Linked DNA regions of Homo sapiens: region 1 is linked to region 2. Evidence: read pairs that join two places in POLR2A ChIA-PET (ENCODE). Cell type or tissue: A673. All regions are shown on one strand. Each heading gives the region's core, and the rest is flanking DNA. Links, peaks and the distances in the headings are about the cores only.

Region 1 (16,570 bases), core at 5,203-13,202, 630 kb before region 2:
ACTATTTTTATTATTATTGGATAGACAGATAGATGATTAAAAAGATTATATGATAGTAGAGTAACAATAATAGCAATAATAGATAGATGAAGATCAATAGATAGTTTTTCATTGGTGGATCAATAAGTTACTCAAAGTTCCTCTGCTGATGAGTATTATGTTGTGACCCATTTTTGCTCTGATGAATAATGCTGCATTAAGAGCCCCTGTATATTCACCTCTGTGCTCCTGAAAGCATAGATGTTACAAAATTTCTGGGTCTTAAATCACATCCATGTTAATATTTGACAGATATTGCCAAATTGCTCTCCATAGAAACTATAACAAATATTTGAAATTACTTGTTTCTCCATACTTCCACCAACAGTGTGAACAGTTTTTTAAACATTTCAAAATAAAATGGATGAGATGATGGATCTCACTGTGGTTTTCCTTTTCATTTCTCTTTTGGAGGTTATTCTTACATTAAGGAAGTAATACTTTGTCACATGCATTCAGTATTTTCCCGTATTATATTTATCTTTTAAACTTTGTGTTCAGCATTTTTTTAATTTTATGAAAAAGTGTGTCTTATTTTTAGACTTCTAGGCTTTGTATTATAATCAGAAAGTCTTTCTCACTGATATTATAAAATTAAAACACAATCATTTTCCCTGAATGTTCTGTATTTTAATTTTTTACACCTAAATTTTTATCTGGGCTATATTTATATTTTTACAGGAAGGCTTTTGATATTTGTATATGAATTGTATTTCCACCACCCTACTGAAATGTCTTAATTTCTTTACCAGTGTTTTTCTAGTTCATTCCTTTCAGATTCCTTGATATACACTGTGTCTCCAGCACTAAAAGAATATTTGCACCACCTTCTCAATTTCCTTCCATTCGTCCTTCTCTGTTTTCTTCTTTTACCTTCTTCCCTCCCTTCCTTCCTCTGATTTTATCAGCTAGTGTCTCCAGAACAATACTAAATAATGGTGTATATCCTTGTCATATTTCTACCTTATTGGTAACCTTTCAGTACTTCTCCATTAAATATAATATTGGATTTTACATCAATTATAAGGAAAATATTTTTCCATTTTATTAAGAAGTTTTAAGGAATAGATTTCAAAATTTGATCAAATCTTTTTTCAACATCTATGGAGTTGATTATGTTTTTCCAATTTTATCTATAAATATGATTAATTTTATTGATAGATTTTCAGTATTGAGCCATCCTTGTATTCCACTTATGAAAACAATTTATCATGATATAAAATGCGGCTGGATTCGATTTCCTACTATTTTACTTTGAATTTCTGCATTAGTAATTATACTTCAAATTGCTTATGAGATTATTTCTTAGTGCTATCCACTTCAGAATTTGGTGTCAGCATTATGCTGACTACATAAAAATTTTATGTTTCCCTTTCCCCCTGTGCTTTGGAAGCCATTTAAATATCTTTGGTTTACCTCAACCTTAAAGGTCTGTAGACTTCATTTGTAAAACCATCTGTGTTCTTTTCTCCCCATGGGGGTAGTCTTTTGAAACCATTCTCTCATTACTTTTTGATACTCGAATTGTTAATATTTTCTAAATAGTTTCCATTTATTTTTCCTAGAAAATTATCAATTTTATTTACTAGGTATTCTAATATTCTTTTATATATTTTAGCTGATTTTAGGTTTATTAGTTTTTTTGCTTTTTGTTTTGAGATGGAGTCTCATTCTGCTGCCCAGGCTGGAGTGCAGTGGTTTGATCTCTGCTCACTGCAACCTCCACCTTCCAGGTTCAAGTGATTCTCCTGCCTCAGTCTCTGGAGTAGCTGGAATTACAGGCATGCCACCATGCCCAGCTAATTTTTGTATTTTCAGTAGAGATGAGCCATGTTACCCAGGCTCCCCTCAAACTCCTGACCTCCAGTGAACGGCTTGCCTCAGCCTCCCAAAGTGCTGGGATTACAAGCATAGCCACCATGTCCAGCCCCATCTTTTATTTTAGTGTTTCAGTTAGTTTATTTTAGATCTGTCTTTTACATATTACATATACATTAGGTTTTGCTTTGTGATTCCATCTGAGATTTAAAAAATTTTTAAATTGTGGTAAAACATACATAACATAAATTTTACCACTTTAACTTTTTTTTTTTTTTTGAGACAGAGTCTTACTCTGTTGTCCAGGCTGGAATGCAGTGGCACAATCTCGACTCACTGCAACCTCTGCCTCCTGGGTTCAAGCGATTCTCCTGCCTCAGCCTCCTGAGTAGCTGGCATTATAGGCGCCCACCACCATGCCTGGCTAATTTTTTTATTTTTTGATATGTTGGCCAGGCTGGTCTCAAACTCGTGACCTCAGGTGATCCGCCCAACTCGGTCTCCCAAAGTGCTGGAATTACAGGCATGAGCTACCTCGCCCAGCCCCACCTTAACCATTTTTAAGCATACAGTTCAGTAGTGTAAAGTACATTCATCAGTCATCGGAACTCTTTTCATCTTGCGAATCTGAAACTCTGTACCCATTAAACAATAACTCCCCATTCCCTCTTCTCCCAGCCCTTGGCAATCACCATTCTACTTTCTATCTCTATGAATTTGGCTAATCTTGGTACCGCACGTAAGTGGAATCATACAGTATTTATCTTTTTGTAACTGGCTTATTTCATTGAACATAATGTCCTCAGGTTTCATCCATGTTGTGGTAGCATGTGTCAGAATTTCCTTCTTTTTTTTTTTTTTTGAGATGGCGTTTTGCTCTTGTTGCCCAGGCTGGAGTGCAATGGCGTGATCTTGGCTCACCGCAACCTCCACCTCCTGGGTTCAAGCGATTCTCATGCTTCAGTCTCCCGAGTAGCTGGGATTACAGGCGTGCACCACCACGCCCAGCTACTTTTGTATTTTTAGTAGAGGTGGGGTTTCATCATGTTGGCCAGGCTGGTAACTGGCCTCCTGGCCTCAGGTGATCTGCCCACCTCGGCCTCCCAAAGTGCTGGGATTACAGGCGTGAGCCACCACGCCAGGCCTCCCTCTCCAGACTGTTTCTCCTCTGCCACCTGGATACCAGAGAAAAGTAAACCCTAGGGATGGGTGGATCTACATTCCAAAAGAAGCCTAAGTTACTGAATGACCACACAGAAGAGTAGTGAAAACATTGCTGTAACCTTACTAGGGAATCAGAAAACTATGGAAAGTATAATTTTCCTGCTTGGACTATGGGAACCAAGATAAACCAATGTGAAACTTACCATTGTGTATGTGTCCTTGGGGGACTAGTGAGTCACAGCAGATGGTCTCCATCCGTCCCCTAATTAATTGCTGCAAATGAATATGAGTGTTTTGTCCTTTAAGATTTTAAATTCTGTTTTGTAACCACCATATGGTGTCCTGTCATCTGCATAGTTATCTATCACTTGAACAGTGACTTATTTATTATATGGCAAAAATATTTGCAGAATGAATAATGACTTGATACTAGTAAAAATACTCATTAGAATCTGGTTTCTGAAAGCAATCACTGAGTGTCTCAGAGCATCACCCCATGTCCCCAAAACCTAATAACTCAAAAAGGGAGGGTTTGCTGTGGTGTGAAGTATGCAGCACACCTACTTTTATGTTTCAACGTCAGCTTCATGAGAACACCCTGTGCTTATTAATTTTTACTCATTTTGCACAAATCGAAATGAAAGCTTAGCTTAATCATTGGAACTCATGCAATCTCCTTGCCTATAGCAACCTCACACACTTGTCACCCGGGAAAACATTGGATTCCTGTTCAGCTTGTTCACCTCATCCCTCAGAGTCCTGCAGTGGCTAAGTTCCAGAAAAGCTGTTTCCTTATCATTCCACAAATGTAGCTCTCTTACAGCTGTGGTTTTGTTTGTGTTTTATCTTTTTCTTTCTTGAAATGGTGGGTTTGTGAGCATTAAGGCCCTTTCTTGCTAAGACCCACCAGCAAAGCTGCAGCTGTTCCTGATGGCCACTACATTGAGATGTTTAAAATGAACAGCTAGGTCACCTCAAGAAGCAAATCAAATCTGACTTTATTTGGACAGCAAAATGTGGAGGCAGGTGCTCACAAGATTAAAGTTATTGTGCCACAAACAATTTATTTGCTTGTTTGTTAACTAGCTCATTCTCTTCCTGGAAGTTTTGTTTGTTTGTTACCTAAAACTGATTTTGTTCCCCTGAAGTAATGCTAACTGAATTTGACTGTAGCATCAGTCTGTGCTGCATTTATTTGCATAACTGAGCTTTTCCACTTTCCTTTTAGGAAAATGGTAAGCGCTGAAGCACAGATGATGGGAGAGACAGCCAAAGGAGAAGAAATCAAGAAAGACTGCATCACACCTAGTGTTGCACTGTTTTCAACTTGGGCATGAAAGAGAGAGTCTTCCAGGGCATAGCTAGTTTTAGGTTATGCATGTGGTGGTGTGCTGAGACACTTCCACAGGCAAGGATGGGACTGTGGCACTTTTAGAAAAGAAAATAACTCCTTAAAAATATTATACTATTGGCTGGGTGTGGTGGCTTATGCCTGTAATCCCAGTACTTTGGGAGGCCGAGGCAGGTGGATCACCTGAGGTCAGGAGTTCAAGACCAGCCTGGCCAACATGGTGAAACCTCATCTCTACTAAAAATACAAAAATTAGCTGGGCATGGTGGCGTGTGCCTGTAATCCCAGCTACTCAGGAGGTTGAGGCAGGATAATCACTTGAACCCAGGAGTCGGAGGTTGCAGTGAGCCCAGATCGTGCCTTTGCACTCCAGCCTGGGTGACAAGAGTGAAACTCTGTCTCAAAACAATATATATATTATATATATATAAATATATAAAAATATATATAAATATATATATATATATAATCTAGAAAATCACATCTACAACTTCCAGAAAAAGAAGGCTGAGAGATGGTTGTAGGGTTATCTCTACAACATCTGACAAAATGAACAACAGAGAAAAGAAACAAGAAGCACACACACGCATGTGCACACACATGAGCTCTCATTCCTCAGCCAATGATGAGAAAGGAGACTTTATGGCCATGACCTCTGCAGAGTGGTGCTCACAGAAAGAAAGAAGCAGAACAGCCTGACTTGGTTTGCAGAAGTATCTAGCCTCAGAACACTCCCCCAAATAAGGGGAAAGAAGTGGGTGAACAAAATCTTGAGAATTTTCACTGATATTTAAAACTTTAGAGGAAGTAATGACATTGATTCTTGCCAACACACGTTATTGAGAAAGGGAGGGAGACGAGGGAAGATACAAAGAAAACCTTAGAAAGGAGACACCCTTCACTCTGACTGCAGGGACAGGTATAGGGAGAGGTAATTGGGATCTTCTGAACTCACCACTTTCGTTTCTTCAAGGTGGGGGGAAAATAAAGGCAAAATTATTAAAATCACAAAGATCTAATAATTCTCCTGAATAGATAGAAACCTAACAGAAGGGAAGAAAAATGAGAACAAAAATCACATCTGTAATCTCAACACTTTGGAAGGCTGAGGCTAGAAGATCACTTGAGCCTAGGAGTTTGAGATCAGCCTGGGCAACACAGTGAGACCCCCATCTCTACAAAAAATTAAAAAATTAGCCAGGTGTGGTGACACACGCCTGTAGTCCCAGCTACTTGGGAGGCTGAGGCAGGAAGATTGCTTAAGGCCAGGAGGTCGAGGCTGCAGTGAGCTATGATCACACCACTGCACTGTCACCTGGGTGACAGAGCAAGACCCTGTCTCAAAAACAAAACAAACAAAAATCTCCAAAAGTAGGAGAGATGGTGGAGGGGGAGGAGGAGGATAGATCTCAGGAAGGAGGTGAAATGTCAGCCCCAGCCCTGGAGGGACTGAGCCATAAAGGCCAACTCAGGTGGAAACGAAGGCGCCCCGTGGCAGGCCACAGGAAACTGAGTCCAAAACCCATGGGCTCAATCCCACAGCAATAAACATCTCTGACACAAAATGTAGCCAAATTGCAGAAGAAATAGGAGTCTTGGTAGGGCAGTCAAGGTTGTGCCCATTCCCAGCTGAGCTCCCTATCCTGAAGTGGCCACCATCCAAGAAGGCAGGGAAGACATTGAGGATGTGGCATATACAGGCCTCACTGCCTGTGGGAGTGGCCTCAGGGAGGCTTCAGAGGCAGTGGGAGGATAGTGGGGCCTGTTTCAAAGCCTCAGAGCTGCCTCAGGTGAGCAGGACTTAAATATGGCAAAGTAAGGACTTCTCAGACCCCTCTTTTCTCTTAAACCATAAGAAAATGACAAGGAGACTAAGAACAGAAATGGCAATCTTGGTGTTAATAAGAGAACATCTCTAATGCCCAACTTCAATATGCTCGAAGCAGGGCTGCCAAGGGCAGGGGAAACTCGTAAACCTGAGCACACAACAGGACCAGACCTTGTACACAGCTGGGGAGCAGGGAAAAGGCACAAGTGAGAAGGCACTCCCTACAGTGTGCAGATCCAGCATGGCATGGGAGATCACGGGAGGAGCTGGTGAGAAAACTTTAGAGGAAGTAATATGACATTGATTTAAGTCTTTTGAGAATTCAAGAACTGTGATGGCTACTGCAACTACCAGCAGAAATACAGTAGAGCAGGCTGGAGAATGTTCGCGTCTTGGTTGCCATGAAAGCACACTCAACAGAGACAGCAAGCCAGGCAGCACCAGGGCATGTACAATTCAAAAGCAGTCTTATCTTCAGTGTTTGCAAGAAAACCTCCCAGGTCAGGGGCTTTCAGACTGTTTTGCTCTAGACCATTGGTAAGAAATACATTTTCATCACACACACACACACACACACACACACACAATTTACATTACTAAATACAATTTTTATTTAGAAGTACATACTCCTATTACATGTGATACATTCTGGTATCTTCTATATAATCCTATTCGATTTTCTAAATATAGATGTGGTGATAAGACCCTAAGATGATCCCCAGTGAACTGTACCTGCTGGTGTTGACACCTTTGGATACTCCCCTCCCCTCAACTCTGGGCAGGACCTGTGACTTATGCTCCTATGGGTTAATAGGACATGACAAAGGTGATCATGTGCCACTCCCAGGACTATATTATGTCATCAGACTGGAGTAAGAGAGCATCCTTGCTGGCTCAGTAAATGGAGTGCCACGTTGAGGAAGCCCATGTGGTAAGGAGCTATGGATGGCCTCCAGCAACTGTGGGCAGCCTCTAGGACCAAGGGTGGGCTCCCACCAACAACCAACAAAAGGCAGGAGTCCTCAGCTATACAGCCACAAGGAAATAAATTCTGTCAAAGGCCTGAATGAGCTTAGAAGTGGATTCTTCCCCAGTTGAGCCTCCAGATAAGAATGGAGCCCAGATGGCATCTTGATTGCAGCCCTATGAAACCCTGAACAAAAGACCCAGCAAAGCTGTTTGCAGATTCCTGACCTACAGAAACTGTGAGATGATAAATATGTGTTGTTATAAGCTGCTCACTTTGTCATAATTTGTTATGCAACAGTAGGAAACCAATCCAGCAGATTACAATCCACTAAATAGATTTCATGACCCCATCATGAGTTGCAGGCTGCAATTTGAAAAACACAGACTTGGCTTGGTGTATTGTGTCACACCTGTAATCCCAGCACCTTGGGAGGTCAAGGCAGAAGAATTGCTTGAAGCCAGGAGCTTGAGACCAGCCTGGGCAACAAAATGAGACTTCATCTCTACAAATTTTTTTTTTAATTAAAAAATATTAGCTGAGCATGGTGTTATGCCCCTATAGTTCCAGCTACTCAGGAGGCTGAGATGGGAGGACTGCTTGAGCCCAGGAGTTAAGAGACTGTAGCGAGCTATGATCACACTACTGCTCTCCAGGCTGGGTGACAGAGCAAGACCTCTTCTCTTTAAAAACAAAAAATGCAGACAGTAAACTGAAAGCTACACATATTTCTATATTCTACAGGAATGTGACCTTGTGATAACAGTAAATCTTATAAGTGTATTTGTTTAAAAAAATGGATTTATGTGCCTATAGAAGAGGACTAAACAAATGTAACATGTAAGTATTTAGGATGATGATTCAAAATAATTTTTTTGAAATGAGAGAAGAATCAAATCTGCAGATTTAAAAAGTGCACCATGTTATGGAGGAAAATGATATAGAAAAGTCATCACTCAGCCATACCCTGGTAAAGCAATTAGACTTCAAAAATAAAGAGAAGATAATTTGGGCATCTTCTAAAAAAGATCAAGTGACTCAGAAAGAGAAAAATAATAAGACTTGATTCCGATATCTCCTCCTCCACCATGGCAGAGCCTGCCAGCTGTCCAACAAAACCCCATTTTCTCTGCTTCCTGGGCACATAGCTCAACATTCCTACCCCCCCACAACCTCCCCCACCCCCTGCCAATGCAGATAGGTGGCCAGTAGTGACTTAGTAGCAGAAGTGATTGTGCTATTTGGGGCCTAGTGTTAAGAAAGCTGCAGTCCAGTCCCCTCTCCAGACTCTTTTTTTTTTTTGTAGTGGGTGCTGAGGTCCTTAGGCTTGTTTTCAGGGTTTCTTCCTCTCCATGTTGTTTTTTTTTCTGTTCTGACTCAGATCCAAGGTTCTTTACCCCCTTGTATTCTTCTAGCATCTCTTCATGTCCCTTGGGAGGAGCCAGGGATAGAAGAGGAAGCACCTTGTTATGTTAGGTATAGCTTTCTTCATATTATCAGACATAAGAGCAGGCATTGAAAGAGATGCTAAAATGTGTATCATTGCACAAGACTTCCTGGGCAATTTGAATGGCGATAATGTACCTTCCGAGAAAAGGTCTCAAGTCCCAAGTATTTATCACGTCAAAGCTTTAATCTCCCTAGTGCCATATTGTTCTGCTCAGCGGGAGACTTCTAGGCTAAAAATACAAAGTCAAAGCAAAAAGGATTAGGGGAGAGGGCAAGCAATTACCTAAGCATCTGGTACTGTATAGGAAAATGTTAAAATGGATCGTTCAGGGGAAGGAAAGTATTCCTGTAACCTCACCCAAATGACTACGAATTTCTGCTTCATTTTAGCATTTGCATGTTTGTGTTCGTTTTTCTTGTCCCCCACGTTCCTATGGGGCTGGTCTGGAGCATCCAGATGACACCGGCACATAAAGTAAGTTGTACGAGAAGAATATGAACATGAGAAATCCATCGCTTTAATAGCAAGCAGCAAACAAGCCTCCTCTTTGTCCAGAGAGAGACATTACCCCATCCCTCAAGGTTGCCTGCTGCGAACAGCCCTGAGAAAAGACGCAGATAAAGCGTGATCGGGGTTTGGCATTTGTGGAAATCAGAGTAACCGGCAGTGGTGTGAGAGACCCAGGAGGGCTATCTTTCCTCAACAGGGAGGAAGTGGAGGTGGCAAGAAAAGCATTTTTAAATGGAAAAGTGAAGAGGCTGTGGGAGCAGGATGGTCACTCAGTACTGGTGGAGGCCCCAGGTGCAGCTTTTGAGGCAATGTGGCAGTGACTCCAACTGGTCTACCAGGCCTGACCTTTACCTGACAATGTCTAGTCATTGAGGGAGGGAGGGAGAGAGACGGGAGGGAGAAGATATAAGAACAATTTGGAAGAGTAGAAAGGAAATAAAGTGAATCTGAGGTGTTTGCAAAGGAGGCAGAATAATGTTTAGGGAGACACAAGATTATGGGAAGAGTGGCTAGGGTTTGCTTCTTGGATGTGAGTTATTCGGCAGAAAGTTCTGTCAGGGCATGGGAGAAAGTCAGGAGAGAGACGAGCAACAGCAGAGCTGAGGATACCAGTTGGCAAGGAAGGTATCTGTGCAGGTCCCCATGGCAGGGCAAAGACTTCCGTAATCATATGCACTAGAGGCTGAGGTAGAAAATGCCTGGGAACATGGCCCATGTGCCAGCCCACAATAGGTCACACACAGAAGCAAAGAGGAGCAGGGGCTGGAGGGAGCTGGGGCTGGGGAAATTCTGTGCAGGATGGAACCTGTAGGAGAAACGAGGGAGTCCCAGGGCCACCCAGTGACCTACACAGAGGAGCCAGCATTGGATGCTGCTGAGTCTGGAGATCTCAGGCTAAGGAAGGGGACCACAGACACGTGCCTGATTGCAGGAGCCCACAGGCCCTCCCTGCCCTCTGCTAATGAGCAATGGGCCCTTTCATACACCAGGAGGAAGGAGGAGAAGAACCAAGAGTGGGAGAAGACTCCCTCAGGAGCATCAAGAATGGGGGGAAAGTGATTAGGTTTGGCAGAAAAGCTCTCTGAAGGAGACAGCATTTTAAAACTCAAAGTGACTAAAGAACCAAAATGAAGCTAAAATATAAAATTGATTCCTCTTAGCAGAGAGAGAGACAAGAAAATTTCATTTTCTAAACACATCTTGACTTTATATTTTTAATTTTACTGTTCATACCTCTTTCACCCAGTGGTAGAAGGTGACACAGGCCCATGTAATCACAGTCCCCTCATCCCAGAGCAGAGGCAGCCCAGACAGGGGCTTTCCTCCCACAGTGGGACAGGTAGAGGTCCCTTTGGCAGCGCAGAGAAAAATAGGCAAGGGGCACACTGCCCTGCAGAACCTGATGCCTCCAGATCCCCTTTCACCTGCACGGACGATGAAAGCTGGCACCAGGTGGCTGAGAGCAAATGAGGAAAATGCTCTCGTCGCAAGTGCTGGTATTTCCCACCGACACCCAGTGTACCGGGGAAGTGCACTCCACCAGCTCGGACCAAGGGAAGGACACGGGCAAGAACAGCACCGCGGAGGTTTCGAAAACTCTACTGTCATTAGAACCACAGACCACAGGCCGGGCGTGGTGCCTCAAGCCTGTAATCCCAGCACTTTGGGAGGCTGAGGTGGGCAGATCACCTGAGGTCAGGAGTTTGAGACCAGCCTGACCAACATGGAGAAACTCTGTCTCTACTAAAAATACAAAATTAGCCAGGTGTGGTGGCACATGCCTGTAATCCCAGCTACTCGGGAGGCTGAGGCAGGAGAATAACTTGAACCTGGGAGGTGGAAGTTGCAGTGAGCCAAGATCATGCCATTGCACTCCAGCCTAGGCAATGAGAGTGAAACTCTGTCTCAAAAAAAAACAAAAAACAAAAACAAAAACAAACAAACAAAACACAAAAGAACCATAGCCCACAAAAGCAGGAATAGGACCTATGCACTAAACTTAAACAGGGTGACTGACTGCTAGGAAAGGAGATTTAAGTAGAATCTAAAGTCATAATGTGCAAATGTTTAGGATACAATCAAAATTCACTTGTCATACCAAGAACCAGGAAATTGAAAATGGAATGAGAAGAAACAATCAACAGACACCATACCAGGGTGAATCAAGGTTGGAACTATCTCACAAAAATTTTAAAGTAGCCATCTTACAAAAATCATTCAAAAGAGCAATTACAAATATACTTTGCAAATGAAAAAAAAATTAGGTCTCGCTAAAGAAGTAAAAGATGTAAAAAGGAACCAAATGAAAACTATAGAAATGAAAAGTACAATAGTTGAAAAAAAGAGACTTATTGGATGGGTGCAGTGGCAGAATGAATATGACAGAAGAAAGAAATCAATGAACCTGAAGATAAAACAATAAAAATTACTCAATCTGAACAACAGAGAGAAAAAGACTTAAAAAAAAAAAAAGAACAGAGTTTTCAGGACCTGTGAGACTATAACAAAAGATCTAACATTCATAAGCAGACAAAGAGAATAGGGCTGAACAAGTATGCAAAGAAATAATGGGCCAGGCACAATGGCTCATGCCTGTAATCCCAGCAGTTTGGGAGGCCAAGGCAGGCAGATTACCTGAGGTCAGGAGTTCAAGACCTACCTGGCCAACATGGTGATAACCCTGTCTCTACTAAAAATACAGAAATTAGCTGGGCGTGGTGGCATGTGCCTGTAGTCCTAGCTACTTGGGAGGCTGAGTCAGGAGGATCGCTTGAGCTTGGGAGGCAGAGGTTGCAGTGAACCGAGATTGCACCACTGCACTCCAGCCTGGTAATAGAGAGAGACTCCATCTCAAAAAAAAAAAAAAAAAAAAGAAACAGAGAGAGAGAGAAAGAAATAATTGGTGAAGACTTTCTAAACATGGCAAAAGAACTAAGCTTATAGATTAAATTACCTAAGTGAACCCTAAATAAGATAAACCCAAGAAAACTCATGCCAAAACACATCATAATTAAATGAAAGGCAAAGAAAAAATATCCTGAAAAGAGTCATCTGGAGCCATGATACTACAAGGAAGTGGAAACAATTTTTCAAGTTCTGGAAGAAAAAACTATTCATTGTGAGTTGTATGTTTGGTGAAAGTATCCTTCAGGAATGAGGAGGAAATAAAGACACATTCAGATGAAGGTAAAATAAGAGAATGTGTGGCTAGCAGACTGACTCTTAAAGAATGGCTAAAGAAAATTCTCTAAACAGAAAGGAAATGACAACAGAAGAAGACTTGGAAATCAGTAAGGAAAGAATAACAGAATGGACAAAAATAGGAGTAAATAGACGATCTTCCTTGTGAGTTTCTAAATCATATTTCATGGGTGAAACAAAAAATATAACACCATCTGATGGGGTGTTTAATGTATGTAGAGGAAATACTTAAGACAGTTAAACTTAAAAACTGGGCAAGATAAAAGAAACTAAGGAGGAGTAAGGTGTCTACAGTTCACCTGAAGTGGTAACACTTTGTGTGACAGTAGACTGTCACAATTTATGTATAAATACTGTAATGCCTAGAGAAACCACTAAGAAAACTATCCAGAGCAGTATACTAAAAAATCACATACATATTTATATATCTCATTAAAATAAAGAAAATGTTGGCTGGGCGTGGCTGGGTGTGGTGGCTTACACCTGTAATCCCAGCTCTTTGGGAGGCAAGGGGGGCAGATCACCTGAGCTCAGGAGTTCCAGACCAGCCTGGCCAACATGGTGAAATCCCGTCTCTAATTTTAAAAAATACAGAAATTAGCCAGGTGTGGTGGTGGGCGCCTATAATCCAGCTACTCGGGAGGCCAAGACGCAAGAATCACTTGAACCTGGCAGGGCAGAAGTTGCAGTGAGCTGAGACAGTGCCACTGCACTCCAGCCTAAGCGACAGAGTGAGACTCTGTCTGAAAAAAAAAAAAAAAGTTAAAGAGAAACAGAGAAATAAGAAACAGAGAGAACAAACAGAAAAAAAAAAGATAGTAAAATAAAGACTTTAGCACTAACATTTTAATAATTACTTCAAATGAAATGATCTAAATACACTAAACAGAGATTGGAACAGTGGGTTAAAAAAAAACACAACCTAACTGTATGTTGCCTACAGGAAACTCAGCTGAAAAGCAATGACATAGGTAGGTTAAAAAAACATGTAAAATGATTATGCAAACCTTCATTTTTAAAAAGTAGCCATGGCTATATTAATATCAGATAAAGTAGACTTCCAAGCACAGGAAAACATTAGGGACAAAGGAACATCACTTAATGATAAAAGGATTAATACACAAAGAAGACCTAACTGTGCATGCACCAAACAGCAGAGCATCAAAACACTGAAGCAAAACTGATAGAGCTGAAAAGAGAAAAAGATACATTCACAGTTAGAGTATGTTCTCTGATCACAGAATATCAACTAAGAAATCGGTAATAGAAATTCAATAAAAATATTCCCAAACTTGTATATTAAACATCACAATTCTAAATAATCCATGAGGCAATAAAAACTTTCAAATAAAAATTTAAAATACAGAGAAGAAGAAAGAAAAATGAAAATATCATGAGTTAAATTTCGTGGAATACAGATAAGGCAGTACTGAGAAGGAAATTTAAGCAGTAATTGCTTATGTTTAAAAGAGAAAAGATCTCAAATTAGTGATCTTAAGTTCTTACCTCAACAAGGTAGAAAAAGAAAACCTAAATTAAATCCAAACAAGCAGAAAGAGAGGAAATAATAAGAGCAAAAATCAAAGAAATTAATACAGGAAAACAATAGAGAAAATCAATGAAACAAAAGCCGGATCATTAACAAAAAATAATAGGTAATTGAAAAACCCCTAAGAAGGTTGATAACAGTAGAGAGAATATACGAATCTCCAATGTCAGAACAAAATGGAATATCACCGTATCTGTTGTAGTCATTAAAGAGAAAGTAAGGGACTACTACGAACAAGTTTATGCCCATAAATTCAAGAATATAGAAAATCAGACTAATTCCTTGAAAAGCACAAACTATCAAAATGCAACCAAGATAAAATAGATCACCTGAACAGTCACATAAGCATTAAAGTAATTTAATTTATAGCTGAAACACCTGTGAGAAAGTTTCCAGGCCCAGAGAGTTTCACTGGAGAATTCTACCAAACATTTAAAGAAGAATTAATAGCAATTTTACACACTGTCTTCCGGAAAAATAGAAGAGAAAGCCCTTCCCCACTCTTTGTGTAAGGCAAGTATTACCCTGATACCAAAATTACACAAAGACAGAAGAAAGAAGAGAGGAAATACAGAAAGAGAGCAAGGGAAGAGAGAAAGGGAAGGAAGGGAGGGAGAAAAGGAGGGAGGGAGGAAGGGAGGAAGGGAGGAAGGAAGGATCCATATCTTGTATGAACTTAGACATAAAAATCACCAAAATACTGGCAAATTTAATCCAACAATGAAAAGAATTACACGTTATGATCACTTAGGATTTATTTCAGGCATGCAAAGTTGACTCGATATTCAAAAATCAATCAACATATCACTAGGCTAAAAAACCATAAGGTTTTATGAGCATATCAGCTGACACCAAGAAAGTCTGACAAAATCCACCATCCACTCATGATGAAAATTTGCAAGACACTAATACTAGAAAGGAAATTTCTGAACTTGACAAAAAGCGTTCACCCAAAGAATTACAGCTAACATCGTAGTTAATAGTGAAGAACCAAATGCCCTTCCCTAAGATCAGGAGCAAGGCAAAGATGTCCAAACTTACTACTCATATTCAACGTAATACCGGAAGTTCTAGCAAGTACAACATGGCAAGAAAAAGAATTAAAAGGCATACAGACTGGAAAGAAAGAAATAAAACTGTCCCTATTGACAGATGACTTGATCATCTATACATAGAATCTAGAAGAATTTTCCTCAACAAACCTCTTAAACAAGAGAGTTCAGCACATTTGCACAATACAAGATCAACACACAAAAATCAACTACATTTTTATATACTAGCAACAAACATGTGGAAACTAAAATTAAAAACACAATGCTCTTTACAATTGTACCCTCCCCAATGAAAATAGGTATAATTCTAAAAGAACATGTACAGAATCTACATACTGAATGTTGCAAAAATGCTGACAAAAAAACAAAATAAAAGAAGAGCTAGTTAAATGCAGAGACATACTGTGTTCATGGATTGGAAGACTCAACATAATAAATATGTCAGTTCTCCACAAACTCATTTGAGGATATAACAAAATGCCTTTCAAAATCTCAGCAGTTTTTCTTTTTTTTCTCCCTCCCTCCCTCCTTTCTTTCTTTCTTTCTTTCTTCTCTTTCTCTCTCTTTCTTTTGAGATGGAGTCTTGCTCTATTGCCCAGGCTGGAGTGCAATGGCGCAATCTCAGATCACTGCAATCTCTGCCTCCCGGGTTCAAGCAATTCTCATGCCTCTGCCTCCTGAGTAGCTGGGATTACAGGCGCCTGCCACCACACCTGCCTAATTTCGTAATTTTATTAGAGACAGGGGTTTCACCATGTTGGCCAGGCTGGTCTCGAACTCCTGACCTCAAGTGATCCGCCTGCCTTGGCCTCCCAAAGTGCTGAGATTACAGGCTTGAGCCACTGTGCCCGGCCTCAGCAGTTTTTCATACTGAGACAGGAGGCCAAGCTGGTCTTGAACTCCTAACCTCAAGTGATCTGCCTGCCTCAGCCTCCCAAAGTGCTGGGATTACAAGCGTGAGCCACCGCGCCTGGCCTCAGCAGTTTTTCATACTGAGGCAGGAGGACATAGAGAAGCAAATTCTAAATGTGTATGGTAAGGCAAAGGACCTAGAACAGCTAAAACATTTTGAAAAAGAACTAGAAAATGGAGCTGGGTGCAGTGGTGCATACCTGGAGTCCCAGCTACTCAGGAGGCTGAGGTGGGAGAATCAGTTGAGCCCAGTCCAAACGTAGCCAGGCAACATAGCAAGACTCTGTCTCTAAATAAGTAAATAAATAAATCGAGTGGGAGAAATCACTTTACCTGATGTTTAGACTTACTATAGCTACAGCTGTTAAGACTGTGATATTGGTGAAGGTATAGACACATAGATTAATAGAACAGGATACAAAACCCACACAGCCATGCCCATCTGATTTTTCTTTTCTTTTTTTTTTATTTTTATTATACTTTAAGTTTTCGGGTACATGTGCACAACGTGCAGATGAGTTACGTATGTATACATGTGCCATGTTGGTGTGCTGCACCCATCAACTCGTCATTTAAAATTAGATATATCTCCTAATGCTATCCCTCTCCCCTACCCCCAACCCACAACAGGCCCTGGTGTGCGATGTTCCCCTTCCTGTGTCCATGTGTTCTCATTGTTCAATTCCCACCTATGAGTGAGAACAAGTGGTGTTTGGTTTTTTGTCCTTG
Region 2 (16,570 bases), core at 3,252-11,251:
TTTCAAATGTTCAGCTGTTTTTTAATCACACTCAAAGCTTAGCAGGGCTTATAATTTTTATGTAATTCAATATCAAAAGACAGACTAGTTTCCCATAAAATACTAGAATTAAACACTAAAATAAATCTAAAAAACACTAGTGTGATAGAGCATGCTCATAAGCATCTCTGTGCTGATTTTCTGCTTGATGATGCCTGGAGAACAGTAATCCCCCCATCCTTAAAGAGAACGAAAGGGGGGCTAATGGAAATGCAGTTCTCAAGCCAGAGGTGACACCAGAAACAGGGGCCATTAAAATAGACAGAGCTTGGCAGGATTTGCCTGGGGCTAGAAACACACAGAAAACAGAAAAATGGATGGTCTCTGTGTCATCTGTGTATCCATTTCCACCACGGGCTTCAAGAAACTAAGAACTGATGGTGAGGATTTCTCCTTTAATCTTCTGAATAATGCCTTCCAGAAAGTGCTCTTCCTATTGATAAACACATTTGCACACATCAAATCAATTACAGAAAATAAATCAAGAATCGGACGGGGTGGCTCATCCCTGTAATCCCAGCACTTTAGGAGGCCGAGGCAGGCAGATCACCTGAGGTCAGGAGTTCGAGACCAGCCTGGCCAACATGGCAAAACCCCATCTCTACTAAAAATACAAAAGTTAGCCAGGCGTGGTGGCACGTGCCTATAATCACAGCTACTTGGGAGGCTGAGGCAGGAGAATTGCTTGAACCTGGGAGGCGGAGGTTGCAGTGAGCCCAGATCGCGCCACTACACTCCAGTCTGGGTGACAGAGCGAGACTCCGTATCAAAAAAAAAAAAGAAAAGAAATCAAGAAAGGACACCTCACACTTTAAAAATAAGGGTATCTAACAGGAAAGCATTTAAACCATTCACTCTACCTGTCCCAACAGTGCTTACCTAACAAGAACACTGCAGATGCATAAAATGATTTTTGCTGATCCTCAGGTTGGAAATGGAATCCCAACTAAGGCATCCTACTAATAACTCAAAATAAACTCAATGGAAAGTAAACATCTATGAAGTATCTGCCTGGGAATCAGCATTGTATGTAGGGCCTTCGAAGATCCAATGAAATGTCCAGTGTGGTACCCCTGCCCTTGAGAGCAATGATTGGGAGAGGCAGAAATTGTCAATTTCAAAACTGTCAAGCCAAACCAATTGGAACAGCATGGCAGCGTTAAAAAAAAAAACAAAAAAAAAAACTGTCAAAATGAGCCAACTGCATTTTGGCCATATGTGTGGCATATCGCACATTGCACATATATTGAAAAGTATGCCTAATGTTTACCATGCATTTTTTCCTAAGAATTCATGGCAGCTTGCAAAATTAAAAAAAAAAAAATCGCAAGAAATTGGAATAATAATTCCCACAGGATCACAGTCTAAGAAAAGTGTTTTTAAAATTGCAAAGCATTATGCAAATGTATAACTAAATGGGCCTAAAGGACAGGAACCTGAGAACTGCTGTTAGAAAATGAGTGGACTCGGCCAGGTGCAGTGGCTCACACCTGTAATCCTAGCACTCTGGGAGGCCATGGTGGGCGGATCACCTGAGGTCAGGGGTTTGAGACCAGCCTGGCCAACATGGCGAAACCCCGTCTCAACTCAAAATACAAAAATTAGCCGGGCATGGAGGCATATGCCTGTAATCCCAGATATTCGGAAGGCTGAGGCAGGAGAATCGCTTAAGCCAGAGAGGCGGAGGTTGCAGTGAGCCCAGATCACGCCACTGCACTCCAGCCTGGGTGACAGAGTGAGACTCCATCTCAAAAAGGGCAGGGCAGAGCAGGAAAAGAAAAGGAGTGCACACATGGACCAATTAGAAATTGTTCCTATCATAAAAAATTTCTTTGACTGTCAAAAGGTTCCTCACTGGTCCTTCAGGTAGCAGGTTGCCTACGTCTTTCAAAGCTCCAGGAGCCTTCTCTGCTCATCTCTGCTCCCCAGTGGTGGCTAGCACCCCACAGGAGCAGGTGCCTTCCAGCCTGAGTTGGCCTGAGGTCTTGGACCTGTGCACCTGGCTGATGCTGCCTGTGAACACATGAACACTCCTTCTCCTGCCCCTGGATGCGGTCTGAGAGAACATAAATGTGTTGCAAAAGTTAAAGGTGTCAAAGACTTCAGCATCTTTACTTTCACAATACTGGTCTGGTGCCTAAGCACTGGTAAATGTAGTTCTCCCAACAGTTTCTCAAAGCCTGCATTACTTTATGGACAATTTCATTCTTTTATTTTTACATATAGATATGCATACATATCCACACACACGCATGTGTATATATATTTTATGTGCATGTACACAAAATTTACAATGTGTGTGTGTGCATACACAGGCACACATATTTTTTTAAGCCAGGCCTTAATTACATTATATCATTCTGCTTGTTCCCATCTGCTTTTAACTCCCACCTTTTATTCCATTCAGGAAATGAAAATATTCCACACCCTTCAGACTAAGCCTAATTAACAGTGGAAATAAAAGTAACCTATTGTTGAAATGTACTAACATCTGTAACTTATTCTGAAATACATAAAAACTGAGATGGACAGATGATTGTACAGAGAGGCGATAAAGGAAATGTGGCAAAATGTTAGTAATTACAGACTCTGGGTGGAGGGCAAATTGGCGTTCCCTGTACAGTTCTACCAACTTCTCTGTATATTTAAAAATTTTCGTAATAAAATGTTGGAAGAAAAGAGGGAGAGGTGAGAAGAGGAGACATGAGGTTTTTTCTTCTCTCAAAGCATCAGCTGGCTCTATTATGAATGCCTGGCTCCTTGTATTCAACAGTTTACACATTTCTTTCATTGTCTAGCATTTTCAGTTTTGCATAGGGGGTATAAAAATGCTATCAAAATAAGAATTTCACATTATAATATACATGAAATGAATACATTTTAGATTTTAGAATTTTCTTAAAAAACATAGGATAAAGGCACAACATGCCTACCCTAATGATATAAACCAGGGGTCAGCAAACTTTCTGCAAAAGGTTAGAGGATAAATATTCTCAGGTTTGAGGGCCACATGGTCTCTGTCACCATGACTCAACTCTGCCATTGCTGTGCAAAAGCAACCAGAGACCAAACAAATGGGCATGGGTGTGTTCCAGTAAAACTTTATTTATGAATACTAAAATCTGAATCTCATATCATTTTCATGTGGCACAAAATACTGTTCTTTTTAAAAATCTTTTCCAATCATTTAAAAATGTAAAAACAATTCTTAGCAGAAGGACTCTATAAAAACACAGTGGGCCAGATTTGGCCTTGGAGTTACAGTTTACTGACCCTTGAAGTAAACCATAGGGCCTTGGCAATGTGTGGCACCAGTTAATCATGGCACTGTGTGATTGCCAACATGAGGAAATCAAAGAGTGGCATTAATCCCAATTTGGCCAGAAAGAAGAGATCGAGCCTAGCTTAGCACTAAGGCCTGTTCAGGAACGTGTTTGTTAGTAATGATGATGCCTCTTAAAAGGCAAAACCAAGAGTCAGGCCCATAAGCATTAAGCATTTCCTAGAACACATTAATATCAGCCCAGGGGGCACATGGAGGGAAAACTACTGCACAATAAGGAGGCCCCTGGGGATTTCTCTGAACTCATCCCCACCTCTCAGACTTGCCTCTCTTCCTGCATTCCAATATTCTCTAATATTCTGTGGACATTCCTTTATGTTCACAGGAAACAATAAGACACAATAATTGAACTTTCAGGCAACCAGCTTTTTAAGCTATGTACAATAGACAGCACCTGTATGAAATCCTGGGCATAATTCTGGTTGTGACAGTTCAATGCCCTACACTGGGGAGAGGACTGTTTTTTCTCAACATTACACTGAAGTGACAGCTCCTCTGCCTTTTTCTACTCATCCTCAGGTCAATATTGCAGCACAGGTTTGCACCAGTCTGAGACACGCCAGTCTTTGCTGTGCAGTGAATGCCCTCTTACCCCCAACTTCTCCCTTCACCACCTACAAAGGCTTCAGATGGACTCACTGTCCTAACTATTCTTCTTTCTATTTATTCTGGTTCCCCAAATTACAAAGTATACTCTATGAAGAAAACACAGGAAAGCCCCAAGGGAAAAATCACGTCCATTTTCAAATATTGTTTCTTCTTTGAACGACCAGGCCTGAGGCTGGTGGCACCAGTAATGAACTCCAGCCAGCTACTGGCAGTGAACATCGGGTATGGATAGACCAGCCCTCTAGTCAGAGGGGACTCACGCACAAGCTATGACCCACACTGCAGTGGAAACGAAAAGCTTGCTGAGCCCACTGCGTGCAACAATGCAATGATCAGAGCATTTTATCCTTAAATAATATTTTTGACCTAGATCTCTCCCCCTAACCCCTTCTCACTCCAGAGAAGGAATTAGATAGATACTTTAAAATATATCCATGCTTCCACTTGACTATCCAAAGGGTAAGCATTTCCTGAATTCACTGGTCTGTTTTTAAAAGGCCTGGCGCTAATGCTCGGCTCACAGCTGCTCCATCCCCCTGGGAAAGGAAGTTACTTAAAATCTTTGAAGAAGAGACCTGCATGAATATGGAGAGGTCACTGGTCTGGCCCCAGTGACTACCTTTGTTCCAGTGAGGATGACCTTCAAAGGGGCCCTTGGGGGTTTCTTTGGATGTTTGTTCCCACCTGCGACAAGAAGGCTCCCCTCTGTGCATCCCTCATGTGGCTCCAGCACATGAAACCCCAATGTCACAAAGGGAAATCGGCTCAGTCTGTCCCATAATGTCAGAATTCCCTAGATGGTGGGGTTTAAAAATTAAATAGCATGTCTCTCTTTTTAAAGAACTAACTTCATATTCTTCAAACAGAAAGAAATTATTCTGAAATTTCTGAAGAAGTACAGTGGATAAAAGAACTTTTCATCCATTATTAAATCTAAAAGGGAGTGCATGGGACTGCATATTAACTTCCTCTTCCAATTTCAAAACGGGTTAAGGAAAGTAGACATAAGATTTGACCCTTGGAGACACTGAGGTTGTTAATGTGCTTAATATAAATTCCCCTTACAAAACAGACTTGAAATTAACTTGCACATTTAAAATCAAGCTACCCTACAGAGGGCTAGATGTAGGAACTGGTAATACAGCCTGTGTTGGTTAGGCAGTGTCTTTGAGATTAATACTAAAAGTTACAAGATCTCTCAACTGCTTCCCCAGGACTTCTGACGACCAAATCAAAGTGGCAGGCTCAGGGTCAGCTTATTCCTCACATTCTGGAAAATAGTGGAATAATAACAATAGAACATAATGGGAACCATATAAGTTCTCACTGGGGAAAAGAGAGGGGCAAGATTAGGCTGTGCTTTTTCCATTCCAAATCCCAGAGGGGGAAAGCCTAAATAATAAAAACAGGACTGCGTTGAGGACTTAGGCACATTCTCTCATTTCGTCTGCACAGATATCTAAGGAAGTTCTCATTATCTTAATGAGGAAGCAGGGGTTCTGAGAAGCTTGGGCGGGCGGCATTAGGGAAGTTAGGGAGGCATCAGCTCCTCCTCTGCACCAAGCATTCTTATGAATCCCAAATTTAAAGGCCCAGAGGTGAGTAGGAGGAAATTTAGAGCAGATGACCACAGAACAACAGAACAGGTCTGACCTGTTCTAGGGGCAGGTGACAGGGACTCGCCTCCTGGCATTCTCCCAGCCTAGCCTGAGCCCCTTGGGTCTGGTGGCTTCTTTGCTCCAGGCAGCCTCAATGCAGTCAAGGGTCCTTGCAGATAAAGGCACGTCCACTGCATTCCACGTACTGTTAAAGCTCTGTCCCCTCCTGTGCAACCTGGGCCTTCCCTCCACCTTTGCAGCCAAGAAATAAACACAAACTGATAATCCAAAGACTGTGCCATATATCCCCCAGAGCATGTGGTATACACTCCATAACTTTTTACTGAGCATCTACTATGTGTCAGGCACTGTTGTAGATGCTCAGGATAAAACAGACACCAAATCTCCTCAAAGAGTCACAGAATAAATGATACCCTTAATTTTTAATTTAAAAGATAAATTAGTAAGATCACGTTAGAAATACCTTAGAAACTACTAGGTACTAGTGTTACTGGAAGCGAATCTGTATGGGTCTGCAGCAACCTCAATTCTTTTCTCCTCAAAAGAAAGAATTCGACCAAGGGGGCCTAAGGCAGAAGAGACTGAGGCAAGTTTTAGAGCAGGAGTGAAAGCTTATTGAAAAGCGCTAGAGCAGAAATGAAAGGAAGTAAAGTACACTTGGAAGAGGGCCCAGGAGGCGACTTGAGAGATCAAGTACGCGGTTTAACATTTTGACTTGGGGTTTTACATGTTGTCAGACTTCTGGGGTCTTGTGCCCCTTCTCCCCTGATTCTTCCCATGGGGTGGCTGTCTGCATGCTTAGTAGCCTGCCAGCACCTGGGAGGTGAGCACACACAGTGTGTTTACTGGAGTCATACACATGGCTCCCTTGAAGCATTCTTCCCTTACCAGTTGAATGTCCCTGGAAGGTCATATACCAGGGTATATAGTGCGGCAGAAAATGGGGTATGGTGTGAGGTTGGAGGTGATTTTTTTTTTTTTTTTTTTTGAGATGGAGTCTTGCTCTGTCACCCAGGCTGGAGTGCAGTGGCGCGATCTCGGTTCACTGCAACCTCCGCCTCCTGGGTTCAAGAAATTCTCCTGCCTCAGCCTCCCGAGTAGCTGGGAGTACAGGTGCACACCGCCACACCCGGCTAGTTTTTTTGTATTTTTAGTAGACATGGGGTTCCACCATGTTGCCCAGGCCTGAGCTCAGGAGTCGGAGGTGATTTTTATAGGAAGGTCAGTTTGGCTTCACTGAGAAAGTGACATCTGAACAAACGCTGCAGGAGATGAAAGTTAGCTTTGTGGCTCTCTGGAGCAAGAGCATTCCAGGAAGAGGGATTAGAAAAGGTGCATGGTAGGCCGGGCGTGGTGGCTCACGCCTGTAATCCCAGCACTTTGGGAGGCCGAGGCGGGTGGATCACCTGAGGTCAGGAGCTCGAGACCAGCCTGGCCAACGTGGCGAAACCCCATCTCTACTAAAAATACAACAATTAGCTGGGAGTGGTGATGCACACCTGTAATCCCAGCTACTCGGAAGGCTGAGGCAGGAGAATCGCTTGAACCCAGGAGGTGGAGGTTGCAGTGAGCTGAGACATCACCATTGCACTCCAGCCTGGGCAACAAGAGAGAAATTTTGTCTCAAAAAAAAAAAAAAAGAAAGAAAGAAAAGAAAACGCACTGTAACAATAAGCTTCCAAATGGATAAGACATCAAGGTGCTTACGCACGCTCAAGTTCTCTCAAGTCTGATTCACATCGGCAAGTGTTTAAAGTATGCTGCTCTCTCACAGTACATTAGTATCAGTGTCAGTGCAAGTGGCTTGGTGCACAGAATTCAAACTACCTATATATGTATTGGTGTATGAAACATTGTGGGATGCATGTGTGCAATCAAAAGGTTTCTGAAATTTAATTTTCCATTTCAAAGTCAGTAGAAAGGAGGATTAATGACTTCGGCATTTTGGTCAGCAAACAATTGTTCGCAGACAAGGTCTCAGCCATAAGATTGCTTCCCATCCTAGGATTTTTCTCCTGGCTTAATGTGTGTGCTTCGAAGAAGTATTTTAAATGTCACTTGCAAAAAGAGGAGGATGTGAAATAAACACCTGGGAATAGTCCCAATAATCCGGCCAGTAACAGTTCAGAAAGAAGCTCAGTGTTTGGAAACTGTCCAAAGAAAACATTAGGCTTGTGTTTTGACATATTTGTTAATGGAAGACAATTTTGCACACACACCTATTTAAGTGATGTTTAAAGGCTTTAGGGATCTTTTGCCAGCTCACCTTCCTGATAGACCTAGATGCAGAGAGCATCTAATTCCAGGAACGGACCTCACCTCAGCAGGAGCAAGCTCTATTTTGTGCTCTGCTGGAGCCAGCTTGGCCAGCCCTGGCATTCCCTGTACAGCGCATGGTCATCCGTGTAAGGCCGGTGAGTAACAATGGAAGCAGAAACGTTCCCGTGGCATGGAGTTGCTGTTTCTAGACTTGCAGACCCAACAGGCCGCAAAGACTACTGGGCCTGAGAGGAAGGATTCAGTGTCAGAGAGCCAAGAGGCCCATCTCCTCCAAGCCCCTCAACCTAGCGCAGAAGATCTGAAGGCAAGCGATTAGCCCAAGGACGTACAATGCTCAAGAGCACATAAGTCAAGGGCAAAAGCAAGTGTCTTCAATGCCACCCTTGGGTGGTTTTACAGTCACTGGGAGACCAACACCTAAAGAGACAGAATGAATCTCTACACCAGGCTTTGCTCTTACAGAATGTTTATGGAATTTTGTTTCCATCAGCTAAATAATCACAATTAACAATGTCATGGGTCCTTCACCTTCAGGTGTCCTCTTTCACAGTCAAAGGCCCTGGGCAACTGGTTCTTTCTTCCCCTTCCTTCTTGGCCCCCACTGCTAATGGGAAGAAATTCTGTCTTACAATCCTCCAACTGTTTTTGAAGTAGAAACAGCATATGGGGATGGTTATGTTTGGGTTCTGAGTTTTCAGAGAAGTCCTTATAACATGTCTAATTGGCATCAACATCAAAGAAGGTATGTTGTTCACCAGAGAGAGGAGAGAATAACCAAGGATGGCTGAATGGTTAGCTGTCAATCAGACTTGGGCACGGCGACACCACCACTACCATCTCATCACCATAAAGGACCACTCAGTACACAATTATACAGGATGACTTGGGGGACGCTGCCCAAAAACCTTTGCCCTCAAAAAAAATACCAAATATACCTGGTTAGAATCACAATGATTCTCTAGAAAGCTTCCCATAGACTAATGGAGGGAAATAGATACCAGGAAGGCATTGGAAAAATCCAAATGTCATTCAGTTGGTGAGTGAACAGACTGTAGCATATTCATACAACAGAAAACTCAGCAATAAAAAAGAGATGAACTATTAACGTAGACAGCAATGTGGATGAATTACAAATGTGTGATGCTAGCCAAACTTAAAAGGTATATATGCCATGATTCTATTTCTGTGTCTGTCTTGAAAAGGAGACACTGCAAGAACAGAAAACTGACAGTGGTTGCCAGATGAAGGGAGGTGGGGAGCATTAACTCTAATACACACATGGAAATTTAGGGGATTATGAACTATTATACGTCCTGATTGCAGTAGTAGTTCCATGACTATGCATTTGTTAAAACTCAGAATTGCATATTAAAAGGTGTGAATGTTACTGAACACAAACTATACCTTTTTTCCTTCTGTTTTTTTTTTTTTAATTGTAGAGACAGGGTCTTGCTACATTGCCCAGGCTGGGGCTGAATTCCTGGCTGTAAGCGATCCTCTTGCCTCAGTCTCCCAAAGTGCTAGGATTACAGGCATGAGACACCACTCCTAGCATATAAATTATACCTTTAAAAGGAGCCAAAAAATCTAGTAGAAATCAGTAAAAGAGCAAAACCCAACAAAAATTTTAAATATTTACTGTTTCTTGGTAAATTTAATATTTTAAAAACAAACTTAAAGGGATACTCGATCTGCAGGCCTATAGCTCAACTGACTATTAAGCCTGGTCATGAGCTTCAGAGCAACTGAGCCCTCACCCCAGGCAGAAGGCAAGAGGGAGGGGAAATTAAGCTCCTCAGACATTCAGCACCTGCCCCATGCTGGGTGCGAGGAGCTGGGAGCGGCCACAGTGCCAGGTCTGAGAGAGCTCACAGTGGGAAGAGAGAGGAAAACATGGAGGAGGTGGAACCGAGGCCCTCAGCCCTAACAGGGCTGCTCTGACCAAAGAACCGCCTCAGGTTCTTTTTGGAAACTGACATTTTGGCCTTCGTTTATTCAACGCATTTTTTGTTGTTGTTTTTTCAAATGTTTATTTTATGTACAAAGAACTATCATGGTTTTTCATTGAGTATATGCCTTGGATAATCCTTTGAAGGAAGATCATTTAGTCCAACTTAATGAAACCGATATCCTTCGCGTACTGACGGAAACACTGGCGGCACATATTGAGGCCATATTTCCGGATCAGACCGTGCCGGTTGTTTGAACACACGCAACAAGAGCGAGAACCCTGGCCGAATTTTCGCGGGTGGCTCCAGTACAGCTGCTGGTGACCCATCTTGCTCTCAGGAGTGCAACGAGGTAAAAGCAAGAAGCTCTATTCAACGCATTTTTTAGGTAAGCACTGCATTGGGTAGGGTGAAAAACAGACGCAGAAAGTTCTGGTACTCATCCAAACACACAGGAAGACACAGTCTTCCACCCAACTGTTTGCACAGGGTCATCCACAGGCTCCTGAGGGGTACAAGGGACCCCAGGGAGACCTCAGGGTGCACTGTTCACACTGTTCGGTTTTTGTTTCTGTTTTTAATCTTTTTATCTCCATAGGTTATTGGGGAACAGGTGGTGTTCAGTTACATGAGCAAGTTCTTTAGTGGGGATCTGTGAAATTTTGGTGCATCCATCACCCGAGCAGTAAACAATGCACCCCATTTGTAGTCTTTTATTTCTCACCCCCTTCCCACCCTTTCCCTCTAAGTCCCCAAAGTCTATTGTGTCATTCTTATGCCTTTGCATCCTCATAGCTTAGCTCCCTCTTATGAGTGAGAACATACAATATTTAGTTTTCCATTCTTGAGTTACTTCACTTAGAATCATTGTCTCCAATCTCATCGGTTTACTGCAATTGCCATTAATTCATTCCTTTTTAGGGCCGAGTAGTATTCTATCATGTATATATACCATAGTTTCTTTATCCACTTTTTGATTGATGGGCATTTGGATTGGTTCCACATTTTTGCAATTGCGAATTGTGCTGCTGTAAACATGCGCATTCACACTGTTTGGGGTGTGAAAGGACCTGGCTGGTGTCTCCTGGGATTCTGCGAGGAGGTGGTTCTGGCAAGAAACCCACCCCGGCTCTACTGTTAGGCTCTGAGAAAGAGGAAGTTCAAGGGCTCAAGCGTGTGCTTCCCAACTTTCCACGTCAGCTTAGGGAACACACAGAACTGATCTCTATGTCCGCTGCAGCCTGAGGGAACCACCTGAGGGCCCTGAGGGTGAGGGGGTCCCAGACCCAGCATGGCTGGCATACAAGAGGTGCTCCCTGACTCTCAGGTCCAGCTGTGGGAGGAGAGATGCAGTGGGCCCAGAGACCTGAGGAACAGTTCCAAGGTCAGGGCATGCTGGAATGTGCAGGGCCTTTGGGCCAAGAGAAACAGGCACCCCTTCCCCCAGGGAGAGGCCCAGAGCATCAGTGGACTCCAGCCCCTCCTCTGTAAGAACCTCTATCGGGGCACAAATGGCTCATCCACCAGGAACGCCTTATCCAAGACACTAACTTGCCTCTCATGGGCTGTACCTGTTTCATCCACCTCGCTGAGTAGAGATACTGCAGACCATCTTTCAACATGTTTAGACAGTGCACTCACTAGCATGCCTGTGATTCTGAATATAGCAAACATAAACACCGTAAGGCTTGTATTTTCCTAGAGTGGGATTTCATCAGTCTAGCTCAAGCTTCATTTCTGAAGCTCTTCACTCCCCAGCTCACAAGAGCTCCTGGAAACAGCAGCTTTGCTGATTCCCTACAGCTACCAACAGTGCAGGAAATCTCCCTGGTTGAATCCAGCCAGCCCTCAAACCATGTTTTGATGAGCAAATGGTAACTGAGGGGCTCTGGAAAAACTACGCCTGGAGCCATACTTCACACTTCACACGAAAATAAATTCCAGGCAAATCACAGACTTAAACATACATAATAAGCCATCAAAGTACTAGAAGAAATTATGAGAGAATATTTTAAAAATGAATTTAAAGTGGGCTGGGCACGGTGGCTCACATCTGTAATCCCAACACTTTGGGAGGTCAAGGTAGGCAGATCGCTGGAGCCCAAGAGTTTGAGACCAGCCTCAGCAACATGGCAAAACCTCTTCTCTACAATAAATTTTTAAAAAATCAGTTGGGTGTTGTGGCTCGTGTCTATGGTCCCAGCTACTCAGGAGGCTGAGGTGGAAAGATCTTTTAAGCCCAGGAGGTCGAGGCTGCAGTGAGCCATGATTGTGCCACTGCACTCCAGCCTGGGCAACAGAATGAGACCCTGTCTCAAAACAAATAAACTCAGAGCGGTAAGGGCCTTTCTAACTGTGATACAAAACCCATAAAAGATTAAACGAATTTGATAAATCCGACTATTTTAAAAAATACAGCTGTCTGGGACGGTGAAAGACTTCTGGAGATGGATAGTGGTGATGGCTGCACAACCAATGTGAATGGACTTAACGCCACTGAATGTGCACTTAAAAATAGTTAAAATGACAAGTTTCACATTTTATCACAACACAAAAAAAAATCATGGGGAGAAAAGTACCAGAAACAATGCCAAAAGACAAATGACAACCTAGAGAAAAGATGTGCAAATCATAACATGAACATAAAGCTATTTAATAGATAAAGAGCTCCTACAAATTAATAAAAGTCTACAAACGTAGAGAAAAATGGGCAAAGAGTATGAATAGAAAGTTCAAAGCAGAGACAAATAGTTCTTAAACATACTTGAAAACATGCTTACACTTATTCATACTTAAAAATTGATGAAACTACACTTATCAAAGTAGCAAGAATCAAGCAGCTGTGAGACAGCGAAAGAAGCCAGCCAGCTTTCTCTTGTAGTTGGGCTGAAAACTGACTTACGGTCTATGAAGAGTAACTTGGTAACACATACAAGAATGACAGATGCATGTTCTCTTTCATCCAGCAATTCCACTTCTAGGAATTTACCTACAGATAGCTTCAACATTTTGTACATCAGCAATCATTGCAGAATTGCTTATAATAGAAAAATTAGAAAAGAATCCTAGAAGTTCACAGACAGAAAGGGTTAAATAAATGACAGTAAATCATAGAGAAGAAAAAGGCATGTCTTCCTATGTAGTAATGGAATGATTTTCAAGTTATGCTATGAGGTGAAAAAACAAAAAAGCCAAAGGCAGAACAATGTGTATAACATGCTACGATTTCAGTAAAAACATGAAAAAATTTATGTTTATTGTCTTAAATACACATAGAATATATATGGAATGATCTCAAGACTCACTAGAAGGAACTAGTCACTGGAGGGCAAGATACTGTCTTTGACTTTCGAACTGTGTGAATGTATTACATATTTCATTTTAAAAGATGTAAAGGGACCTGTCTGAGAAAAAAAATATAACTCTTGTTCTCCATAACTGGCCATTCTAGTTAAGTATTGTTGGTGACTACTGTCTTAGTCCATTTTCTGTTGCAGAATGGGCAATTTATAAATAAAAGCAATTTATTCAGCTCGTGGTCCTGGAGGCTGGGAAGTCTAAGAGCATGGCGCTGGCACCTGGTGAGCATCTTCTTGCTGCATCAAAACGTGGCAGAGGGCATCGCATGGCAAGAGGGCAAGAAAATGCTCACTAAATATGCTTGGGCCTCTCTTCCTCTTATAAAGCCACCAGTGGCACTCCCACGATAACGCATTAATCCATTAGCCCTTTCATCCACTAACCCACGTATGAATTAATCCATTCATGAAGGCTCTGCCTTCCCAATCACCTCTTAAAAGCCTCACCTCTCAACACTGCCATACTGGAGATTAAGTTTGAACATGAGTTTTGAGGGGATAAATATTCAAACCAAAGCAACTACCATAAGTCATCAAACTGCTAGATAAGAAGGTCTTCTCTTTCCTAAATGATGGGGAATAAAATTGCCAAAAGATTGGATAAAGCTGGAAAAAAAGTACACTAAATGAGATGTCATCCTTCTCCTCTTCTTTGTACCACAGTGCCCCAGTGCTGACATCCTAGCGGAAGGCAGGACATGGCAGCTGAGTTCTGACAGTGGAGACGGTCTCTGGTGCCCCTCCTTTCCTGTGATTCTTCAATGCCCACCCTGGACCTTGTCCTCATGGGATAAGAACTGGAGTCCCATGGACTGGCTCCTGGTCCCAGCTTTGAAACCTCATTCATCCATCTCACCAATATTCACTGAATCTCTAATCATACATTCAGCACCTCCCTGGGTCTGGGGCTAAAGACTGAATAAGACAGACAAGCACCTGCCTTTCCAGACCTTGACAATGGAGCTAGTGATGTGCTCCAGCCTGCCTGTGCTGGCTCACAAGAGACAACTGTTCATTTTTCAGGAATTTCATGACCTGGTTGCTAAACACAGACACCCTTAGGTGATACAGAATCCAACAATGCTTCAACCCCTGCAACAACACCAAAAGCTTAAAACATAGCTAGCACTATTGCAATCAGCAGTGCTGAAGCCAAAATGAAGCTCAGCTTAAGGAACATAATTTGTACAAGGTGAGAAATAGTCTAACAGTAGATCACATATTAGATTTAATGGTAATAAATTTACTAGGTAAAAAACTAGTGAATTGGAATGCAACTCTGTCAAACCATTGTCAGTCATAGGTTGGCCACAGTAAAAATCAATAAAAGCATTCTGTGAGCCTACATTGGCTGAATGGAATTTATAATAAAGAGTGCACATAGTTTGTTATTAGTTGTAAATTGTATTATATACCCTTTGTATCAGTACATGTATAGATATATGTGCATGTATATTTATACTGAGTATGTATATATACCTATGTATGTACGCACACAGGTATGTATGTATACACACACAAACATTTCAATTCACCAGTGCATTGAACTCTGCTGCCTCAAGCTTAACTTCTTTAAGCTCTGGTTTCCCAGTTTTTAAAAGAAGTATAGAAAACCACTTCCCACCTATCTTCGAGGGTCAAAAAGAAACCATATAGGCTATAAAATTGTTACCGATATCCTAATTCATCCCCCCAAAGTGGCGGATTTTTAAACACCTGCTTCAAACAACTTTCCCCTTGTCTTCCGGCTTTCAAGCACCTGTCTTCCTGTCTTCAACCTCTTTATTATCACAGGAAGAAGTGCAACCCAGAGAACAAGAGTTCCACAGAGCTGAAAACTGCTGTCTCCAGCTGTGCCTGTCCCTGTCTGAACAGGGAGGACTTGGCTCTCCAAGGTCCTTTCACAGCCTCACACCCCAGCAGTTCCTCCACTTCCTCCCAGAGTGCGAGGAGGCTAATTCACACCTTGTTGTGATGCTGGCAAGGCTCCTGAACCCTCAGCACCAGAAGCCTATTTTTCCATCAATCCGTTTACACAATTCTGGAACCCTCTGCTTCTTCTCCCTAGGTGCAACTCCAAGCTCTTCCTATAGAACTAATTTTAAGCCATAATTAAATCCTAACCTATTAGAACACATGATACACCTTTCTACAAGCATGAGAAGCAATTAAAACTTACCTGGGAAGAAGTCAATTCTATATTAAGACTTCCTTCTTCCTTTTGGAAGCTCCAATTTCCTTTTTTCTGTTTGTTTCCTTATCTTTATTAACAACAACAAAAAAAAGTCACAGCATTTCAGACTACTCAAACACACAAACACTAACAAAGGCACCCACAGTGACAGCCTCGTCCCTAGTGTCTGGATCAAAGGCCAAGCTGGAGAGCAGGTATGTCCTCTCGGCCCTATTCTCTCAGCATCCCATGGCTTCCCTCCCACCCCTACTTCACTGACACCCCTGAGAGCAGTTACAACTGTGCAGAAACAATGCCACTTTCGAGAAGGTTGGGCCCCACCTCATTGTCATGGAAAAAGACCAGATCCTGAGGAAAAGTCAGAAGCAGTGCTACCTCATTGCTTGGAGGATGCTGGGTGCTCCTGGGCCTGGCTGCCATCCCTGTGTCCCAGACATAGGGCAGAGAAAAAGGCAGAAGGACACTCCCCAATTGGCAGTACTGGGCAGCAGACAGAGCGGGCCACTGGTCACGTGACAGCCCCAATCCACCAGGCAGATGTCTCTGACATGATCAGCCAGACACTCCCAGGGAGTATGGCTTTGGTTCATAAAAGGTTTGGGTAAACTACTCTCCCAGAAATCATAGGAAATCAACCAATCATCCTCAGATTCCTGGAGCACCGGGGCAATACAATTGCCATTGGGTTGCAGCGAAGGGGGACACTGGTAAACACCAACCCTCCAAGAGGGCGGAAATACCACTCCTGTCTATTCCAGAGTACTTGGCATGGGCCAACAGCAGTCTTTTTATAGGGGCAACTGTGGAAACCTGAGAAGAGGAATGAAGGTAATGGTGCATGCGGGAGGTGCCTGCCATTGCTGCCTGCTCTCCAGGGCCCCTTGCTGAACCCAGTGATAAAGCTGGGGTTGGGACCAGGGGCATCGGCCGGGCCCAGAGCCCCAGCCCCAGGAAAGCAGACAGGGACAAAGGCCTAAACAAGCAGGACTGGGCACAGGGCCCCAAGCTAAGCTGCTCTTCCTCCTATCAGTCCGATGTTACTTACTCGACTTGGCCAAGGAGCACCTCTTGCGAAATCCTCTGTTCTAATCTGCTCAGAGCAGTGCTTCCTGCGATCTCTACTTTTTCTTGACTACACGTAAATCTTTTTTTTTTTTTTCCTGGAAAGATATTACTGG

What was found. ChIA-PET counts read pairs that join two places held together with the same protein. Peaks named below come from ENCODE experiments on the same cell type or tissue, not always from the same donor. Only the 100,000 strongest peaks of a DNase experiment are listed, where the experiment ranks them.
Region 1: POLR2A ChIA-PET joins it to region 2 with 12 read pairs; 1 of 35 experiments calls an interaction of 5 or more read pairs at or near these places.

The regions. Positions count from the first base shown.
Region 1 is chr9:88,153,572-88,170,141 of GRCh38, reverse strand. No RefSeq gene overlaps it. Among named protein-coding and RNA genes, the nearest start is that of SPATA31C2, 23 kb to the right of the region's middle. In A673, for the core only: no CTCF peak of the experiment used is centred there; a DNase peak (open chromatin) is centred at 8,811; H3K27ac peaks cover 1,771 bases.
Region 2 is chr9:87,518,900-87,535,469 of GRCh38, reverse strand. The region is part of intron 2 of DAPK1 (death associated protein kinase 1); the gene reads right to left. It also overlaps the pseudogene RPS29P18. Among named protein-coding and RNA genes, the nearest start is that of DAPK1-IT1, 26 kb to the left of the region's middle. RefSeq lists an enhancer at 4,173-5,155. In A673, for the core only: no CTCF peak of the experiment used is centred there; DNase peaks (open chromatin) are centred at 3,569, 5,442, 6,259 and 9,699; H3K4me3 peaks cover 231 bases; H3K27ac peaks cover 5,631 bases.